Linked DNA regions of Homo sapiens: region 1 is linked to region 2. Evidence: chromatin contacts called from ENCODE Hi-C or POLR2A ChIA-PET data. All regions are on one chromosome and are shown on one strand. Each heading gives the region's core, a stretch centred on a gene start or an enhancer-like site at or near the end of the contact. The rest is flanking DNA. Distances are from core to core; before and after follow the strand shown. Region 1 holds the start of LINC01623 (long intergenic non-protein coding RNA 1623). Region 2 holds the start of H2AC13 (H2A clustered histone 13).

Region 1 (6,059 bases), core at 2,186-4,685, 1.1 Mb after region 2:
GTGTTGTCAAATAGGGCTTTTTACAATGATGAAAATGTTCTATATCTGTGCTGTCCACCTGGTAGGTATGACATGCCACGTGTGGCTATTGAGCATTGAAATGGGAATAGTACAACAGCTGTTACCAAAACCTAATAACAAGTATCATTCAAAGCTTGCAGATTTTGTTTTTCCAACTGGGAAATACAAAACATTTAGCACTGTTAATGGACAGAGAAATCCACTTCAGTAGTGAAATTCTTAAGATTCTCCCATTAAAACATACACTTTTTGTCCTTATTCTCAAAATCTGAGAAAGCAACACAAATTTATGGTCTTCTTTAAATCAACATTTGAAAACACCATCGCAAAATTACAACTGAGACAGTGAGAGATCTAACCTAACCAATTCCATCTTGCTTCTAACCTCCAAGCTGTCCTTGTTCATTCCTGGTCGTAGGCTGACCTAACTTTGGGAGGAACTTAGTTTATAGTTTAGCTTTGAAACAAAGACAATAGCAGCCCTTTCCAAAACAAACCCGCTTCCTGCCTGGGGACTAGACTGCTTTCGCAGGACTAACAAATTAGCCACAAGATTATAAATTATGGTTTAGGAGTCATGCAGCTGGAGGCTGCAAGATTCTAAACCTCCCCCAATTGCTCCTCAGGATAACATCACTATTGTAAAACCGAAGATCAGTTCTTGAGATATTTTGCAGCCCCTGTACTCTATGGATCAGCTAGCACCACCCATAACGATAAACTGGCTCATCTGGTCTTGTGGCCCCCATCCAGAAATTAAGCCAACACAAGAGGACAGCTTCGACTCCCTCTGATTTCATCTCCGACCCGACTAATCAACTTTCCCAACTCACTGGTCCCCTACCCACCAAATTATCCTTAAAAACTGCAATCCACTTGGGGAGACTGATTTGAATAATAATAAAACGGGTCTCCCACACAGCCGGCTTTGCATGCCCGTCTTGATAAATGGTTCTGTCTAGGCAGTGGGCAAGCTGAACTCATTGGGTGGTTACACATTTTCAAATTTTCAGAGCTTTCCTTAGACTAAAACTTTACCATCAGTCCTAAGGTAGTATGATCCATGCTACAAAACTCGCCATAAAACCTTACTATGTAACACTGCTATAGAAATCTATAAAGTGTTTCCTTCGTAGGAGGGCCGTAGGCAGCCATGGCGCCCAGCAGGAATGGCATGATGTTGAAGCCCCACTTCCACAAGGACTGGCAGCAGCGTGTGGCCACGTGGTTCAACCAGAAGATCCGCAGAATCAAGGCCCGGCAAGCCAAAGGGCGCTGCATCGCCCCGCGCCCGGAGAGTCGGGACCCATCTGGCCCATTGTGCTGTGCCCTGCTGTGCGTTATCACATCAAGGTGCGCGCCGGCAGAGGCTTCAGCCTGGAGCTCAGGGTGGCGGGCATTCACAAGAAGGTGACCCGGACCACTGGCATCTCTGTGGATCCGAGGAGGCAGAACAAGTCCACCGATTCCCTGCAGGCCAATGTGCAGCGTCTGAATGAGTATTGCTCCAAACTCATCCTCTTCCCCAGAAAGCCCTCGGCCCCCAAGAAGGGAGACAGTTCTGCTGAAGAACAGAAATTGGCCACCCAGCTGACAGGACCGGTCATGCCCATCAAGAATGTAAGGAGAAAGCCCGAGTCATCACTGAGAAGTAGAGGAATTGCAAAGCTTTCGCTAGTCTCCGCATGGCCGGTGCCAATGCTTGGCGGCAATGCTCGGCTCTTCGGCATATGGGCAAAAAGAGCCAAGGAAGCTGAAAAACAGGATGTGTGAAAGCAAAAATAAAGCCCTCTTGGGGACTTGTAATAAATACGTTTTAAAAGAAATCTATAAAGTTTAAACTGATTCTTCCTCTGACAGAGAAAGGCAGTTTCTTAACAGATAGAAAACACGTGAAACTGGTGGTCGGTCACTTCCCAATAAGATCTCAGGAGTGGGGAGAAATAACACAAGATTTAGGAACTATGCCAACGTTTACGACCCCAGGTCTAGAGGTCAAGCCGTGCACTTGGTCTCTCAAGTCGCCTGCTTGGCCCTCTTCCAAGTGTACTTTCCTTCATTAGTGCTCTAAATATTTTCAATAATTTTTCACCCCTGCTCTAAGACTTGCCTCGGTCTCTCCTTCGGCATTATGCTCCTCAATCGAATTCTTTCCTTCTCCTGAGGAGGCAAGAATTAATGTTGCTGCAGACTCCTTACAGATAACTGCCACCGCTAATATGTTGAGATGTTCACACATGCATGTGTGAGGCCCTTCAAAATGTGAGCTGCGGTTAGAATTGGGAAGAGAAGGGAGTGGGGATATGTATCTTTGTTTTCTGATTGCCTTCCATATCTTTTAAAACTAGCTAAGTGCTGCTTCAAGTCAGCCAGATACGAAGGCTTCAATTTATTTAACACAATAAAGAACTTCTATTTGGATCCAAAGCTTACATTATGCTTTAATAAAAGTTACCCTAATAAAGTCAGAAACAATAACAATGAGTCAAAGAAATGCATACAAAGTAGGCCAGGCGTGGTGGCTCACGCCTGGAATCCCGGCACTTTAGGAGGCAGAGGCGGGTGGATCGTGGATCACTTGAGTTCAGGAGTTCGAGACCAGCCTGGCCAACATGGTGAAACCCCCGTTTCCACTAAAAAAAAAAAAATTAGCCGGGCATGGTGGTGCATCATGCCTGTAATTCCAGCTACTCGGGAGGCTAAGGCAGGAGAATCACTTGCATCTGGGAGGCACAGCTTGCACGTGAACCGAGATGGTGCCATTGCACTCTGCACTCCAGCCTGGGAGACAGAGTGAGACTCTTGTCTCCAAAAAAAAAAAAAAAAAAAGCCTACAAAAAGCTTACAAAGTCTAAAATCGGACGAACAAGAGGACACCTGATGGGGGAAAAGAAAAGAGATTGCGATGGGAAGAGAGTGGTGGGGAAATCCGTGGGACAGTTTTCCTATTTTCTGGGTCTGTCCCTTGACCAAGGAACAGCTCAAAAAAGAAAGGATCTAAAATAAATTGTAAAAAATTACCTGTGGTTTCGCATTTGTTTTCTGTCTTTTTCTTTCTTGCTTGATCTTCGATAATACTGGGAAATGTAACCAATGTGATTGGGCTTGTTAATTTGGTGCCTTGCTTGTTTTTCGGGTTTTGGAATTCTGCCAGTCTGTGCTTCCGCGGCCTCTTTCATTTTGTCTTTCATCTCTTGACACAGCCACCCAGGGTGGTGTCAAAGCCTTAGAGCAGAAATGCATCAATATTGAAAGCAAAACGGAGCTTGTTTTCCTTGGTTTCCATGTGAATTTGAAGAATTGAGAGAGAATGAAAGTGCCACAAAAACAAAAGAAAAAAAATTGAGGCGAGTCGTGGACATGATAGACATGATTTTGCAAACAAGGCACATCTAGGAGAAAAGGCGGGAGAAAAATGAAGCTGGAGGTGCCGGGGATTGAACCCGGGGCCTCGTGCATGCTAAGCACGCGCTCTACCACTGAGCTACACCCCCCAACGCTCAACGTGGGCCAAAATATTTCTATGACCTGTTACTATTATCGGTCGTGCCAAGAAGCATATTTTGTCGAACTTAATTTTGAATTCGCTATACTGGATATTGTTTCCTGACTGCGCTGAGAGAAGGAAAACTGAATGTTATATCGAAAGTCCCGTGCTGGGCCTGGGATCTCCCGCTGCAGGTCACCCTCTCGGACGGCCGCTCGACAACCACCTATCGGGGTTTATAAGGGAGCCGTCCTGCCTGGCCGCCCCCCAGAGAAAGGTCTGTGATGGGGTGATTCTGCTTGGAAAGGTTGCCAGGAAACCGCGAGCATAACGCAGAAAGATAAAACGAAAGCCCTAAACGCCGCCGTGGGAATTTAAGTCCAAGGGGCAGAGAAAACAGGAGGGGAATTGCAGATCGGCTTGTCCCGGTCGTAGTTACTGCCCCTGCAGGTTCCCGCGCCCAGCCTCGGGATGGAGAACCTGGCACGCTACGTTTCGCGGGCTCTGAGACTCGGGTGGTGAGAGTCGCCGAGATGCGCACTGGGAAGAGAAAAGAGCCAGGACGCACCTGCATTTATGGCGCCATCGCCCGGGCGGAATCCTCCACGGAATAAAAAGTATGCAGAAGCAAGGCGATTTATGACTGCATAAACCCTCCGTGCTCCTGGAGAGTTCTTAGACCTCTCCACTCCTTGGCACAACTGACCTCTCCACTCTTCGACAAACTGGCAAGCGCTTGCCGCCGTTCGCCAAACCTTGGTACGACAGTCAATCCAGAAATGAGCTTCTGGAACAAATCCTAAATCCTTTTTTGTCTGTCTTCTTCTGATTCGCTCTCATCCTTAAGGGACCTGTTTCTCCTTCAAAACCTGAAAACATCTAACCTATAGTACCAACCCCAGATCCAGGCCTGGCCTTCCTGACCAGTCAAAGCCAGTTGGACTGTGCGCCTAGAAGTGGACAGACATGCGAAATGCCATACTGTATACGTACAATGCATAGGCCAAAGGCGACCCTATGACCCAGAGATTAGAAAGACTCGGACGTCTTTTGACTGGGTTCAGGTCACACTACTCCCAAAATACGACACCTCGGCATTTGAGAAAACAGCAGAAGCAGAAACGTTTTTCTCTGGGCCCTTGTTCCGTGAAGCGGGCCATGAAAGCTACCTGATCTTCCAATTAAAGTAGGTGATAAGACCGTCAATTCAGAGGGGAGAAAATGTACTTGGAGGAAATAAACGAAGACACAGAGATGCCAAAGAGAACCTGAATAAACAGGCTTTGCTAAGTTCACCCCAGTTTATAACCATTAGATCATACCCCCTTTTATCCAATTATACTGCTATGGGACTATCCACTTCATCAAACCTAAGCATAAAAATATAGGAAGTCCTCACTTATTGTCAGTTGGTTTTTGGAAACTATTACTTTAAGCAAAATAAAACTAATTCTACCATAGACTAGACTAATTGATTTAAGAGTTAATTTTCTTGGCAAATGTCTGATCACAAAAACACCAAATTTCTAAATAAGGACTCCAAACACTTCTAACACTAAATATTGAAAAAAATATGAGCTGCACCTCAAGTTAAGATCAGCAAAAACGACATGATTGATTTATTTTTGGTGAATCAGTGACTGCAATTCTAGTGGTGGCAGGTTATATCAAGGAATAAATGTTTGTGAAATAGCAGTTGTAAGGAGCAACTCCTACTAACACACAATTCGTAAAACATTGTGTCCGGAATTGGCGGGTTCTTGATCTCACTGATTTCAAGAAAGCCACAAGTCCTCCGGATGAGTGTTACAATCGTTAGATGCGGTGTAGCCAGAGTTCATTCCCTCTGACGTTCGGATGTGTTATAGAGTTTCTTCCTTCTGGTGGTTTGGTCTTCTACTGGCTCAGGAGTGAAACTGCAAACCTTGGCAGTCAGTGTTACATCTTCTAAGGCGGCGCCTCCGGAGTTGTTTGTTCTTGCCCGAGAATTCATGTTTTTCCTAACTTCAAAAGATAAGCTGCAGACCATCAACAAATTACAGCTCATAAACGTAGTGTAAACCCAAAGAACAATCAAGATCCATCGCAGAGAGCGAAAAATCACTTCCGCACCGTGGGAAAAAGCCCGAACACGTTGTCGCAGTTGGTTCCGGCAGCCTGCTTTTATTATCTTGTCTGGCCCCACCCACATCCTGCTGATTGGTCCATTTTACAGAGAACTGACTGGTCTGTTTTACAGAGAGCTGATTGGTCCATCTTCACAGAGTGCTCATTGGCGCGTTTACAATCCCTGAGCTAGACACAAAAGTTCTCCAAGTCCCCACCAGAGTAGCTAGATACAGAGTGTCCATTAGTGAATTCACAAACCCTGAGCTAGACACAGGGTGCTGATTGGTGTGTTTACAAACCTTGAGCTAGATACAGAGTGCCGATTGGTGTATTTACAATCCCTTCGCTAGACATAAAGGTTCTCCAAGTCCCCACCAGAGTAGCTAAATACAGAGTGTCCATTGGTGCATTCACAAACCCTGAGCTAGACACAGGGTGCCGA
Region 2 (6,381 bases), core at 3,387-5,886:
CACACACACACACACACACACACACACACACACAGATGTAAGGGCATGGTCTCTCTTCCTTGAAGCTACGGAATTACAATTCTCCTTCACAAAGACAGTCAAAGGATGTGATCTGATGTGTTAGATTTTCTCTCTCCTGTTCAATATGGAGTTTTGCATCTTAGTTTCTTTGGGCCGCTATAAGAAAATACACTAAACTAGGTGACTAACAAATAACAGGATTTTACTTCTTACAGTTCTAAAGGCTAGGAAGTCTAAGATCAAGGAGACACCATATTCTATGTCTAATGAGGCTCACTCTCTGCTTCATAGATAGCATCTTCTTGCTGCAACTTCGTATGGTACAGGGGGTGAACAAGCTCCCTCTTTTATAGGGGTACTAATCCCATTCATGAGGACGCCATCCTTATGACCTATTCACCTCCCAAAGGCCCCACCTCTTAATACCACCATAATGGGGATTATGCTTCAACACAAGTATTTGTTTCTTGTTTTTGTTTTCAACATAAATATTTGGAGGGTAACCATTCAGATCATAGTAGTACCAGTATCCAAAACTGCCACCAAATAGTTTGTTGTAAGTTAAGATAATTGCAGAGCATCACTTAACTTGAAAAGCATTTTCTAAAATGTCCAAATATTAGACACAGTTGAATATCCCATAGATATATATCTATTCAGTGTGCAATTTTGATTCATTGGCTTATTTAGTTATATATTGTGACGGTAACAATGCTCTATTTGGGCCGGGCGCCGTGGCTCACGCCTGTAATCCCAGCACTTTGGGAGGCTGAGGCGGGCAGATCACCTGAGGTCAGGAGTTCAAGACCAGCCTGGCCAACATGACGAAACCCTGTCTCTACTAAAAGTACAAAAATTAGCCGGGCGTGGTGGGGCGTGCCTGTAATCACAGCTACTCAGGAGGCTGAGGCAGGAGAATTGCTTGAACCCCGCGGAGCTTGCAATGAACCCAGATCACGCTATTGCACTCCAGCCTGGGCAACAAGAGTGAGACTCCGTCTCAAAAAAACAAAACAAAACAAAAAACAATGCTCTATTTGACATATCTCTTTTTAACTGGTGACAAATACTTGTAAGAGTCTAAAAGAGACTAATAGTACTTTCTTTTGCTTTTTCTCCCACATGGTCTGACCAACAAAGAAAACTCTATGACTGCTAGATTAACAAATAACTTCAGAGTCTGCTCATTTAAATAAATGTTATTTAAGTAACATTTAAATAAATAGTGTTAAATTGGCATCTGGAATTATGTGTAAAATATTTCAGAATCTCACTTAGTAAGTCCTTCTCAGATTATATCTAGTTGTTTTATCCTGAAGTCCTCATTTTGAGAAGCCTGCCGTGATACAGAAGGAGGCCACTGGTGTAGCATAGTCACAGACTACTTGCTCAGCCCCGTGGGTGCTCCCTTCTGCCTACCCCTGACTTTAGCCACACCACAATATTTCTGCGTTTTTGAAGGTGACACCCATTTTCTTATTGCCCAGAATGCTATTTGGCACTCTTCCCACTCCCACCCATAATATTATTTATTCTGTGCTCCTTAGGCTTTTTATTCATATCTCTACTGCAGCATTTATCATCTTATAATGTGTGTTTTACTGATAATCAAGTGAAGTGATTCTTTACGCTATTTTTTTTTATGGATGGACAATACACACATAGGATTCAAAATTCAAAGACCATAAGAAGTTACAATGAAAAGATCCTCCATCCATCCCTGTCTGTAGGACATCCAACTTTCTCTTTCCTCAGAGGCCACCACTGATAGCAATTTATCCAGTATCCTTCCAAAAATATTTTACATTTATACACACACACAAACACACACAAAATTCTACTGCACATTATCCTGTATCTTGCTTTTATTGCATTTGACAGCAAATTTTGGAAATCATCCCATTATTAGCACCTGGAGAAGCCGTATAGTATACACTGGTTATAAATAGGGATTCTGAAACCAGATTCTGGTTTTGAATCATGTTTTCACTACTCATTACCTGTTACCAACCTAAGTAACAAACATAGAGGCTCTCTAAAGACAAATACATTTATTTGGGAATAAAGCATTGTAATGGGAATCCATATGCTATAAAGTACATGTGTATTCAAGGAGGTAAAGGAAGACAAAGGTTTTTAAAGAAAAAAATAAGGAGGGTTACAATAACAAGGGCGATGCCAGTCCAAGGTTGGGAAGGCAGTTGTTGGACAAATGGTCTTGTAGAAGTATTTTTTGTGTGTGTAAGGTTTTGATGGCCTGTGTTTATGGTTGTGGCTCTTACCATCTTTTGTGATAGTTTTTGTTATTAGGCATACAAGCGTGAGAACTTTCTCTTTATGGCTTTTCTTGGCTCTGTGTCAGGATTTTCTTAACATTAGTGATTTCATTTTGATTGACAACTTTCCCACTGTACAATTTCACACTTTAGGCAATTTACTCGAGCTCTCTGAACCCCCATTTTATGATCTGTAAAACAGGTATAAAAATAGTAATTTTTCACAAAGTTGTTATGAAAGCTAAATGATTTAACATATGTAGAGAGCTTTTTAGGACATTATCTGGCACATGATAAGCAGTAAATAATTATGAAAAAGAGCCTTCTTATTTTTTACTAGATAGAATGATGTACTGTAATTTATTGCTAATCAGTCAAATTGCTTCAGTCTTATACTACAAACAGTGCTGCTGGAAACCCCTGCATATATTATTTTGCATATTTTCAAAAATAGTAAATTCCTAGGGGTGAAATTTCTGATGTAAAGATAGGTGCATTTTAAAATTTTGACAGGTATTACCAAATTTTCCTTTATGAAAGCACTACCAATTTGTGGGGCCACCAGCAATGATTGAGAATTAAGGTCTGGGAGGCTTATTCAGGATTTTCCATTCCTATAGCAGAATACTATGACTGGCCTATGGTGAATAGTAGATGCTTAATAAATGTTAGTAAATTGGATGGTAAATAGTATACGAAAAACAGTTGGGTTTGGGTGAAAACAAGAAAAACTTTTAAAAATCTACTCTGGCATCTTTTGCTAGCAGGCATTGACAATTAGGAGAAGGCAAGGTGTTAACTTTTACTGATCTCCCACTTTTTTTTTTGAGACAAGGCCTGGCTTTATCACCCAGGCTGGAGTGCAGTGGTGCGATCTCAGCTCACTGTAAACTCCGCCTACCAGGCTCAAGCCATCCTCCTACATCAGCCCCCTAAGTAGCTGGGACAACAGGGGCGCGCCACCACTCCTGGCTAATTTTTGTGCTTTTTGCAGAGACGGGGTTTTGCTATGTTGCCCAGGCTGGTTGCGAACTCCTGGGCTCAAGGGATCCGCCCGCCTCCACCTCCCAAAGTGCTGGGATTACAGGCATGAGCCACCGCGCCCACCCCTCTAGTTTCCAGTTTAGTCGGAAAGATTAAAAACGCCAGCCTTGTTTTCCTAGTGCTGTTTTTGGTTTTTACCTCGGGTCTTTTGTCGTGCCTTAAAATCATGTCTGGTTGCGCAAGTGAGGGAAAGGATTGGGTAAAGGGGGCGCCACCGCAAGTTGCTGTGCAACATCCAGACATCACCAGACCCACCACCTGGAGCCTGGCCTGGCGGTGTCAAACGCATTCTGGTCTCATCTTTTTAGAAACCCGTGGATGCTCAAGGAATTTCCGGATAACGTGATCCCGGATGCGCTTGACTGACTTACACGGAACGAGCAAAGCGCAAAGCAGTCCCTGCTAAGGACTTAGTTTATGCCCTCAAGCGCAAAGGTCGGACCCTCTATGGTGTTGGTAGCTATATGCACGTACCTCATGTACATTTCACCTTAAATGGCTTTCAAAGAGCTAGATTAATTTAGTGGATAGATCAAAATGATTTATGACCCCTCGCCCCCCAGTGATAGGAAGAGCGAACCAGCTCTTCTTTAGATAATAGTGAGTGGCTCTGAAAAGAGCCTTTGGGTTGGACAAGAGCTTGAGAATTTACTTGGAGCTGGTGTACTTGGTGACGGCCTTGGTGCCCTCCGACACCGCGTGCTTGGCCAGCTCCCCCGGAAGCAGCAGGCGCACGGCGGTCTGGATCTCCCTGGAGGTGATGGTCGAGCGCTTGTTGTAGTGCGCCAGGCGGGAAGCCTCGCTTGCGATGCGCTCGAAGATGTCGTTGACGAAGGAGTTCATGATTCCCATGGCCTTAGAAGAGATGCCGGTGTCGGGGTGGACCTGCTTCAGCACCTTGTACACGTACACGGAGTAGCTCTCCTTGCGGCTGCGCTTGCGCTTCTTGCCATCCTTCTTCTGGGCCTTGGTCACCGCCTTCTTGGAGCCCTTCTTCGGGGCGGGAGCAGACTTGGCCAGCTCGGGCATAATGAAACAATAGTGGCAAAACCAAAACAAGAAGTCGGTCTCCTCTTTTTATATAATAGTTTATGCGGCCGAGGTAGTGGGAAGGTCTCTGCTGATTGGTAATTATCCGTGGATGACGACAGATGCCAGTTTTGCCCAATCAAAATAGGTATCCTGCATAATCGAGTCCTATTGGTCTAAATAAAAATAAAACGTAAGCCAATCGCACAGCTTCCTTTTCGCGCCCAGTAGAGGCTATAAAATGTACGTTTTTCTAGTTTCACTTCAGTCTTTCTTGACCGTATAGATAATAGGCCTTTTGCCATGTCTGGGCGTGGCAAGCAGGGAGGCAAAGCTCGCGCCAAGGCCAAGACCCGCTCTTCTCGGGCCGGGCTTCAGTTTCCCGTAGGCCGAGTGCATCGCCTGCTCCGCAAAGGCAACTATGCGGAGCGGGTCGGTGCTGGAGCGCCGGTGTACCTGGCGGCGGTGCTGGAGTACCTGACCGCCGAGATCCTGGAGCTGGCTGGCAACGCGGCCCGCGACAACAAGAAGACTCGCATCATCCCGCGTCACCTCCAGCTGGCCATCCGCAACGATGAGGAGCTCAACAAGCTTCTGGGCAAAGTCACCATCGCACAGGGTGGCGTCCTGCCCAACATCCAGGCCGTGCTACTGCCCAAGAAGACCGAGAGCCACCACAAGGCGAAGGGCAAGTAGAAGCCTGGATTAGTTTGCAGCAACTCAATCCCAAAGGAACCAAAGGCTCTTTTCAGAGCCACCTACAATTTTGTGGAAGAACTGAGCACTATGTTTAATGTAATTTCTCGTCTTTGCCTACTTCTAAACCACTCCAAAGGTTACGTAGATCAGTCTTCGGTGTCTTGGTTAGGTAGTGACAATCTCGTTAGCTTTATAAAAAGCCTGGATAACATTAAAAGTATTAAACACGCCTTCATCTTAAGCTTAGTGGAAGAAAATTTAGTTTTTCCTAAGCTGGCATTATCCAAGTATGTTGAATTCTGTATGGTTCACCGTCGGGTTTTACTTTTAGTCTGTTGAAGCAAACATGTCTGCTTTGGGGCCAGATGTTTTCTGGGTCTTGGTAAATAACAAACCGGGCATTCGACGTTCAATCCAAATCTAGATCAACGACTTGGATTCTTCATTTCTGAGAAATATCTCTCGAATCTGTATAATTAATTGCATTTGAACATTAATGATTGAGTTGAGAATAATTATTAGACTAATTAGAACAGTTACTTATGGTGCCAGGTAGTTCTCTTTGAAGCATTTTCTGAAAATTCATTGAAATTAAAATTTCCCGAGCTTTCCCACCCCCAGCCACACAAATTGATTTCTTAGTACAGAGATGACTTAATTTGTTTCAGCATGGTAAATTCCACTTTTAAAATATCTGACTTGATGTTTTTAATCTGAATCAGATCTGGATGTACGAATGGAATAGATTCTTAAAAGAAAATGAATTACATTTCTAGAGTATTGGAAAAATAAGCTGCAATGGAATTACTTTAATCTAAAAGTGAAAAGTTCACATAAAGTTGTTTCTTTGACATTTTTTGGCCTTGAATTTCTCACATGCGAACCAGCTTTTCTTGGTTATAAAAATAGAAGTTTTTTAAATTTAAGTGGTCAAAAGATAGAAAATTGAGGGGACAGGTGTATAAGGCTGTCCTGTCCAGTATTGCAGCCACTAGCCAATTGTGGATAGTGATCATTGGAAATTCCATAGCATGAATTTTATATAAAATACACATTGCATTTGGAAAAGTCAGTGCCAAAAAGTGTAAAATACCTAACAATTTTAATTTCGATAACATTGAAATATGTTGGCTATATTGGATTAAGCAAAATATTAAAAATTAATTTTTCCTTGTTTTGTTACAATGTTCTCCTAGATAAGTGTAAATTACTTATATTGCTCTCATTTCCACTGGAAATCGCTAGTATAGTGAACAACTGTATAGCGAAAATAGAAAATAAAATATGGAGACCATGAACTGCTAAGTCTGTC

What was found. Hi-C counts contacts between places; a loop is a spot of excess contacts on that map. ChIA-PET counts read pairs that join two places held with the same protein, here RNA polymerase II (POLR2A). Pooled maps may share reads with other maps.
Region 1: a map of CD8-positive, alpha-beta T cell shows a loop between it and region 2 (2.9-fold over the local background). The contact joins the promoter of LINC01623 here to the promoter of H2AC13 in region 2. A Hi-C loop is called at or near these places in 1 of 168 maps with a recorded cell type or tissue (CD8-positive, alpha-beta T cell), 3 of 37 single-sample maps with no recorded cell type and 12 of 50 pooled maps. POLR2A ChIA-PET finds 5 or more read pairs at or near these places in 19 of 52 experiments (A549, CD4-positive, alpha-beta memory T cell, Caco-2 and 15 more).

What each region holds. Positions count from the first base shown.
Region 1 is chr6:28,860,242-28,866,300 of GRCh38, forward strand. It overlaps LINC01623 (long intergenic non-protein coding RNA 1623), which reads right to left and starts at 3,436. Exons shown (of 2, transcript NR_033379.1): 1 at 3,043-3,436; 2 at 1-1,774. It overlaps TRA-AGC2-2 (tRNA-Ala (anticodon AGC) 2-2), which reads right to left and starts at 3,515; the gene lies at 3,444-3,515. It also overlaps the pseudogene RPL13P. RefSeq lists an enhancer at 5,628-6,059.
Region 2 is chr6:27,803,537-27,809,917 of GRCh38, forward strand. H2AC13 (H2A clustered histone 13) reads left to right here and starts at 4,637. Exons shown (of 1, transcript NM_003509.3): 1 at 4,637-5,131. The coding sequence starts at 4,674. The coding sequence ends at 5,066. H2BC13 (H2B clustered histone 13) reads right to left here and starts at 4,393. Exons shown (of 1, transcript NM_003519.4): 1 at 3,943-4,393. The coding sequence starts at 4,370. The coding sequence ends at 3,990. It also overlaps the pseudogene H4C10P. RefSeq lists enhancers at 3,098-3,698, 3,699-4,298, 3,861-3,960, 4,211-4,440, 4,781-4,980 and 2 more.